Linked DNA regions of Homo sapiens: region 2 is linked to region 1. Evidence: chromatin contacts called from ENCODE Hi-C or POLR2A ChIA-PET data. All regions are on one chromosome and are shown on one strand. The core of a region is the stretch at or near the end of the contact, and the rest is flanking DNA. Distances in the headings are between cores, read along the strand shown.

Evidence for each region. A loop is a pair of places that touch in the nucleus more often than their neighbours do. ChIA-PET counts read pairs that join two places held with the same protein, here RNA polymerase II (POLR2A). Pooled maps may share reads with other maps.
Region 2: a loop to region 1 is called in a map of gastrocnemius medialis, with 3 times the contacts of the local background. The contact joins the promoter of YAP1-DT here to the enhancer-like site in region 1. A Hi-C loop is called at or near these places in 24 of 168 maps with a recorded cell type or tissue (Caco-2, Calu3, HepG2 and 13 more) and 17 of 50 pooled maps. POLR2A ChIA-PET finds 5 or more read pairs at or near these places in 8 of 52 experiments (AG04450, BJ, MCF 10A and 4 more).

The regions. Positions count from the first base shown.
Region 1 is chr11:102,155,544-102,159,447 of GRCh38, forward strand. The region is part of intron 2 of YAP1 (Yes1 associated transcriptional regulator); the gene reads left to right. Among named protein-coding and RNA genes, the nearest start is that of YAP1-DT, 47 kb to the left of the region's middle. Within about 2 kb of position 1,833, at least 9 of the 41 ENCODE cell types and tissues checked have a DNase peak (open chromatin) inside an H3K27ac peak, as active enhancers do; they include PC-9, ascending aorta, gastrocnemius medialis and 2 more, where a contact is called at or near this core.
Region 2 is chr11:102,108,519-102,112,422 of GRCh38, forward strand. YAP1-DT (YAP1 divergent transcript) reads right to left here and starts at 1,939. Exons shown (of 1, transcript NR_198976.1): 1 at 1,309-1,939. It overlaps YAP1 (Yes1 associated transcriptional regulator), which reads left to right and starts at 1,929. Exons shown (of 9, transcript NM_001130145.3): 1 at 1,929-2,651. The coding sequence starts at 2,331. RefSeq lists silencers at 1,652-1,701, 1,712-1,841.

The DNA.
Region 1 (3,904 bases), core at 583-3,082:
AATGGCTGGAGGAGGAGTGGGTGGTGTCAGCAGTTTACGTTACAAGTTCCATATACACTTTATTTTGATGAAGACCATTTGCCCACTTTGCTAAGAAGCGTTTAGTGTGGATTTTCCTGACTCTTTTCCTGGTGATTTACCCTTTGGGAAATGTTTCCCTCGCTGTTAGACTTGTGTTGTAATAATATTTTGGGTGGCCGAAGCCCTGTTATGTTGTTAACAGTTGAAAATTTGAATGTCACCATAAATATACAGTGAATGTGGTTCCAGATTTGTAACTAGATTCCCTCACTGTAGTCGTATGAGCCAGCCGACTGAACAGATCCTTATTTGGAAGCCACTGGTGTCTGATGTGGCCACAGAACACTGATTATAACTTTGTTTGACTGCCTAAACCTGTCTTCCTTCCTGGTCCTTGGTTGAGGGCATTACTCCTAAGTCATGTCATGACAAATGAGGTCAGAGTTGGTACCCATCACATTTGTTTCATCTTCACAGTTTTTTTTTTATTCTGTGCCTAGACTGACAATTATAAAATGAAAAGATAATACTGCCAATGTCTGTAACCTATATAAGAAAGTTCACTTCTTTTTGACATCTGACATGTAGTAGTTCCATTTAAAATAGTATTTGTTCAGGAATGTCAGTTTAAGCAAAACAGTAGAATATGAGAAAACCACCAACCATCTTTTGAAGAGGTTGAATTGCTATTTTGGCTCTTTTGGGTAAATAAATGTCTTACTGTATGTAAAGATCTGAGATTATGAAAGAACATGTAAAATTGCTAGGTCAATTATTTTCCTGAAATAACTGTTGTTATTCATAAAAATACCCAGGTGCTAATAAGTCTGCCCTGCTAATTTTGATGCAGGTTGTTTGGGAACCACATTTTGAAAAACACTTACAGCAGACTTTCTGTAACTAAAATTTCTCAGGGCTGTTTTAAAATATTTCTTTATTTTTAGTTCTGCCATTTCTCTTTTTTTGCCTTTTCCCTGTAAGGTGATTATTACGAAAAGAGCTAGGTGGACCTTATCATTGGAATTCTAGTCTTTGTTTTCAGTTCATACTCTAATGACATCTGTTGTTTTCTATATCATGAAATCAGGACAAATACAATTTTTGAACTTTTGGGAGGAATATTCTCAGTCACTATGGCATTAGGAAAAGATGTTCAATTTTGCTGAACGTAACTTCAGGTACACGCCATTTGGGATCAAGATTGAGAGAACTGTGCTTGCTTCAGGAAGCCTCCACTTGAGCTTTGGCATTATTCTCATGGCTGGTCCATCCTCACCCTTTCCTTAGGGAATAATCATTTCCCAGGGGAGATGTATTATATATAAACATGTCAGCATGTCACTTTTTTTGTCAACATGTTTAAGTTGTGTTTAAATTGGTTTCATGCTTGCGGGCAAATGTTAATTTTATCAAACCTAAAGCTATAGGGTCAGATTATAGTGTGGTGTACAGTTTGTAGACTTATAATAAATGGTCATGTTTGCTTTTATGTATTTCTGCTCATACTTGTTCATAATTTTAACTCATTAACAGCCTTCAGTGATAGCTTAATTATTTAAATTTCAATTTAAGATTCTGATATCCTGTAGTGCAGAAACCATATTATCATAGAGGCAAAATGTTTACGTCTTCTCATGCATGTCAAGGAAATATAGTATATGCATAATCACTGAATTTTTGAGGTTCTAGAAATAGTCCACCATGGACATATACAAATATAAAAAGCCTATAGTTGTGGTTTAGGAACTGTGGCTCATGGAAGGATTAGATTGAACAATGTATCATTGTTCCTAGAGTCAGTTAAGCGTGTAGGTTTAGCTAGTTTGGGAACAGCCTCTAGCATGTGACTCTATAACACTTGCACAACAAACATGGGCCTGATAAGTGAGCAGTAAATCTGGGCTGACTGCCCACTCCCAGTACTGCCATCATAGTATTTTGAGGGCCTGACAACAATATTAAAAGCTTAAAACATTCTTCACACCGTTTTGTATTATTCCTGGTTTTCCAGTTTTATTGTTTACTAAAAGTCAATTTTTCTTAATAAAAAAAGATTGTTTAGTTGGTCATTTGATTTCTCATTAGATACTAGGCTTTGTGAGGTCTTACATATATTTAAGTTCAAGTTTTCTCACTTTTCTTCAGGGAAGTGGGTGACTTGGTTGTCCTGATGTCTCTTTTGGGCACATAAAGCACATTTTTGTCATGTTATCTTTGTTCACTTTTATCAGAAAAAATTCAGTGTCTGAGCAGGTCACTATCATCAAAAGTGCATGTTTGGGTTTTTTTCTCTTTTCCCCTTACAACACAATGAAGACAGTCTTAAAGGTGTGTTAGGGGCTTAAACACTTGACAGCTGCATTTTTAAAAAAGTTTCTAATTATGGTATTTGGAGTGTCCATAAAAAGCTTCTATTTATAACGTTTGTAGATTATATTAAATTCCTAACGCCTAATTTGTGCCATCTGACATCACGAAATCTTAGCAGACTTGGAAGGAACCAGTTTGTTAGGTAGCTGTGCACAGGTACAAACGATTTAAGATTACACTCCTGGGATTTTGTGAAAAATCGGTTTTACAAGTTTTTTAGTTTAGAAGAAACATATTTTCAAAAATGGATTAAGAAAAGAGGACAAAAGATACAATATAGTTAGGTTTAAGTTTAAAAACAGTTTCATTCTACTGATACTAGTTCTAGATTTTAACCAAGATGGAATCATTTTACAAATTGAGAGTTTCAGAGGTTGCTTAACTCCTCAGATTAGTGGTTTTTGCTTTATCATGGACACAAAATATTTACCCTCCAGGCATATGTCGTTCTTAAAACAATGTTGTAGGTGATCAAATCTCAAAGTAGTATCTAAGGCAGTGCTTCTCAAACTTCAACGAACATACAGAGGATCTCATTAAACTATAGATTCTTCATCAGTGGGTTGGGTGGAGCCTGAGTTTCTGCAGTTTTAACTAGCTCCTGGGTGTGCTCAGTGCTGCTGGCCCAAGGCCCACACTCTTGAATAGCAGGGGTATGAAAGAATTGATAGTATCCATTCTTTGAAGTTTCCAAACCTTATCACAGTACCAGTATCAATGTTAATCTCTTTCTTAGTATATTATTTTTAGTTATTTATTTTACTAACCTACATGAGCACTAACCTCCTACTAGTGCTTTCACAAATTAGCATTATAAAATTATAATCCTAAACTTTGAAGATAGGTATAAGAAAGTCATCAGTGTTTTCATTACTATAAAGCCCATTTTGATTATGTTGTTCAGTGTTCCTTAAATAAGGGTTATAGATTCAGCATTTGAAAATAAAACACACAATCAAGAATTTGAAGTGTGTTTTAGAATTTATTAGGATGAGCTTTGGCTAATGCTTAAGAAATATTGTTTATTCTTTGCTTTGGTTTATATTGACAGAACCGACTATCTTATGGCTTAAGTAAAAATTGATTGTATGGAAAGGTTTTTAGCAATTAATATTTTGCGGCATTTGGTTATAGGGATGAGATTTTTATTTTATTTCCAAATTATTATGTTGTTCCCCTTCCCCTAGGAGCCAATATAGTCTACACTTGCTGAGTTCCTTTTCTAGTTCATTCTCTGTCTCTCTCTGTTTGTTTGTTTGTGTTTGTTTTTGCTGGCGAGGTGTTTATTGACAGGTTGTGGTGCCGCACAGGTCCTCAAAGCCCAGCCAGCCAGCAGGTACCCAGGGCGCAGTGCTCAGCCTGCAGCAGGAGGGTCTCCGTTCACATGTCCAGGCTTCTGGTTAATTCTTTCCCTAAGCTGATAGCTCTCTGCAGGTTGAAGTAACGGTCCAGAAACATTTTTATCATTTCTGTTCCTTGCCTTCAAACCTGTGGCATCTACCTACTGCATCTC
Region 2 (3,904 bases), core at 689-3,188, 47 kb before region 1:
GTGTGGACTGATTATTGGATAAGAGAGGAAGGGACTACCAACAGGGTCCCTGAGGCTGTGCTTAGAAAGAGAGGGCTGCTGCAAGGAGAGGCTATGTTACTACCTGTGAAATAATCTGTGAACATGGGACAACAATGACAACTGACATTGATGTGGAACTCACTGCACGTCCCAAACTGGGCTAAGTACTTTATATCCATTGACTCATTTAATGCCCCAACAACTATGAGGTAGGTGTTATTACCCCTGATGCTAATATTAAAGAACAGGAAATAAATAACTTGTCCAAAACCTCACAGCTAGTAAATGGCAGAACTGGGACCTGAACTCAAAACTCTGTAACTCCAGAACCTGCAAGTCTGTCGTTAAATGCACTTGACATTTAGGAGTGGGAACAAATCCAAGAACTAGTCATGGGTGTCATTTACTCTGATCCTTTTTTTCAGACAGGAAACTGGGGGTTCAGAGTAGTTGATTGGAATCTTCTGTTAGAATTTTGAGTGTCTGAGGCCTGCTCCTTTGGCCGAGCCCTACCACACCAAGTGATACAGATCCTTCAGAATTCTCCTGGGCATGTTCTGGCTGAAGGAAGAAATTACCTTTTTGCTCACGGACTTTTTCCTTGCTTAATCCTACTTATACCTTTGTTTCACTAGCATTGTAGACAAAATCATTAAAACAAGAAAGCCAGATTTCCTTAGAATGGGCTTGTGCATTTAAAATTAGACTGATGTTGCACAATCCTATGAATATATTTAAAAAAACAGTGAATTGCTTAAATATACTAATATGTACAACTATTGCAAAAACTGTATGGTATATAAATTATATCTCAACAAGGATGCTTTAAAAAAAAAAAACCCAGAGTGTATGACTTAAAAAACATTTCTATTGTTTTTGAGTGGCTTCCAGAAGGGCTCCTTGTACATCAGGTGCCTGGGATGACCTCCTTGCCCATTCATTTCTTATTCAGTCCACATTAACGGAGTCCACCGTTGGGCCAGGCACAGGGATAGCAGGGGTAGGGACCCAGCTCCTTGAGGATGAAAGACAGGTACAGAGGCATGAATGCTTGTACCTGAAGACGCACTAATTTTTTGGGTTGCGGCTTCCAGTGACTATTGCAAATTCGAGTACTAAAAAAGTTGATGTGATTTCACTATTTGGAAAATGTAGTGTTTTTGTTTCTTTTAATAAGTTACACTGAGTTACAGACCTGGTCTCAAAGCTTCAATTACAGTAACCGTTTACCCCTCTCAAGTGAGTTTTTGCAGACTAACAGATAAGTGAAACAATTACAAAATAAAGTTAATGCTGAAAACAATGGATCTTTATTAACATCAATGCCGGCTCACGGTATCTATTTTAACTCCAATCTATCCTCGCGGCTTTAAGCTCGCACAGGCGCTCCGCTCGGTCAAGCCGGGGTAACGCGAGGAGGAGGAGGTGGGTTCGCACATCCTCTCTCCACTTCTTTCGGCCTTGGCCCTTTCGCAGGTCCAGGCGAACTGGAAGCGCCTTTCCCGAGCACGGGCGGGGAAAAGGGGCCGAGCGGAGCGGAAGAACTTCCTGCAGCCAAGGGCGCCCGCGTTCTCCGCAGACACCACAGTTCGGACCCGGATTGGACCCATCGTTTGCGGTTCGCGGGGCAGAATACGGGGCACGCTTCGGGCCCCTGCCCGGCTGAGCGCGGGCGAAGGGCGGACCGGGCCAGGGCGAGCGGGTCACGTGCGGCCGGGAGAGGCGCCGCGGGCCGGGAGTGTGCAGGAATGTAGCAACTTGCAGCGAAAAGTTTCCCTGCGCTGCCGGCCGGGCCGCGGTGCGGGCGGGCGCGCAGAGGAAGGAAGAGCCGAGAGGAGGCGGGGCCGCGGCGGCGCGGGCGGGCGCTTCTCCTAACTTTAGTTTTGGCGTTTGAGGCGAGTTTCTGTCTCAGTCGGGCGCAGCCGCCGCCAGGGAAAAGAAAGGGAGGAAGGAAGGAACAAGAAAAGGAAATAAAGAGAAAGGGGAGGCGGGGAAAGGCAACGAGCTGTCCGGCCTCCGTCAAGGGAGTTGGAGGGAAAAAGTTCTCAGGCGCCGCAGGTCCGAGTGCCTCGCAGCCCCTCCCGAGGCGCAGCCGCCAGACCAGTGGAGCCGGGGCGCAGGGCGGGGGCGGAGGCGCCGGGGCGGGGGATGCGGGGCCGCGGCGCAGCCCCCCGGCCCTGAGAGCGAGGACAGCGCCGCCCGGCCCGCAGCCGTCGCCGCTTCTCCACCTCGGCCCGTGGAGCCGGGGCGTCCGGGCGTAGCCCTCGCTCGCCTGGGTCAGGGGGTGCGCGTCGGGGGAGGCAGAAGCCATGGATCCCGGGCAGCAGCCGCCGCCTCAACCGGCCCCCCAGGGCCAAGGGCAGCCGCCTTCGCAGCCCCCGCAGGGGCAGGGCCCGCCGTCCGGACCCGGGCAACCGGCACCCGCGGCGACCCAGGCGGCGCCGCAGGCACCCCCCGCCGGGCATCAGATCGTGCACGTCCGCGGGGACTCGGAGACCGACCTGGAGGCGCTCTTCAACGCCGTCATGAACCCCAAGACGGCCAACGTGCCCCAGACCGTGCCCATGAGGCTCCGGAAGCTGCCCGACTCCTTCTTCAAGCCGCCGGAGCCCAAATCCCACTCCCGACAGGTAACCTCGTTGCCCCTCTCCCCGTTTCCCCGTCGGGCGGGCCTCAGACCGGGGGGGCGCTCGGGAGCCGCGGCCGCCAGCTCTGGTCAGGGGAGGGGGGTTGCGGGAACTCTAGCTGGGGTGGGGGTCCCGAGGCGAAGTGGAACTGGAGTCGTCCACTCCGCCGCGGTGACCAGCTCCCCACTCCTCCCAGAGTCCGGGGCTGAGATTTGTTTTTCCCTTCTGAGTTTCTCTCTGCGGTTGCAGCCCCGGGGGGCGTGCTTTCCCTCCTTCTTCCTTTCTTTCTTCCCGGGGTTCCCGAGAGGTTGGCGGGAGTGGAGGAGGGGTGGGGAGGAAGGAAGGGGGTGGGGAAAAGTCGGGCCTGGGCCGCGGTGGGCTTGCACAATGCGCGCGCCTCCGCGCGCTCCGCACCTTCGCTCCCGCCGGGCCGGGCTGGGAAAGGGGGAGGGGGGCCTCTGGCATTTGTGTGTGGGTGTGTTGCCAGCGGCGGCCGAGTTTGTGAAGTTGAGCCCTGGGCCCCTTTCCTTTGCGGCCTCTCGGTCCACTTCAGTCTCCTGGGGGAGTCAAATAATTGTTCTCTTGTTTTCCAGTGTTGATTAGAGGTGGGGGTAGAACCGGTCCATTTAGTTTTTTGCTCTTTCTTTCCTTCCCCCCTCCCGTTTCCCCTCCCCCTCCCGTAAGCATTTATTTTCCTCGCGGCTCAGGCGATTTCGGAATACAGGTTTCGGGCTTCCCCTGCCCAGACTTTCCTGGAAGTTGTTTATGGAGTTCTTTCACCCCTGCTCTTCCCTTGTGTGTTGGAACTTGGGCCGGCTTGCTCTTATCAAACTTAGTAGGTCGCGTGTTGGTTTCCCAGTTGTAGACTATTATTTACAGTCGGCTGAAACGCTTTTGAATTAGCCACATCTGTACGTTGCGCAGGAACTGAGTTGCGCTTTACAGTACCGAGGTTTTAACACAAGCCTTTGATAATACACTGCAGGTTGACTCATAGGCCAAGTCCTGCCTAGTTCAACTGTGATTAAAAGTTAATGTTTGGGAAGCGATGACTAATTCTAGGATCGCCATTGCTTTTTAATTCTTATTGCGGATATGAACATGGCTGCTATTCCACATACACAATGTTCGATTATTGTGCCAACTTGATTCAGCATAGAAGTGAAACTGTTTATAATGAGTGTTAACATTCCAATAGGTCCCAGTGGATTTGTTTTGTGTAGGGTTCTCTCTTTTTCTTTCTTTTTTATTTCTTC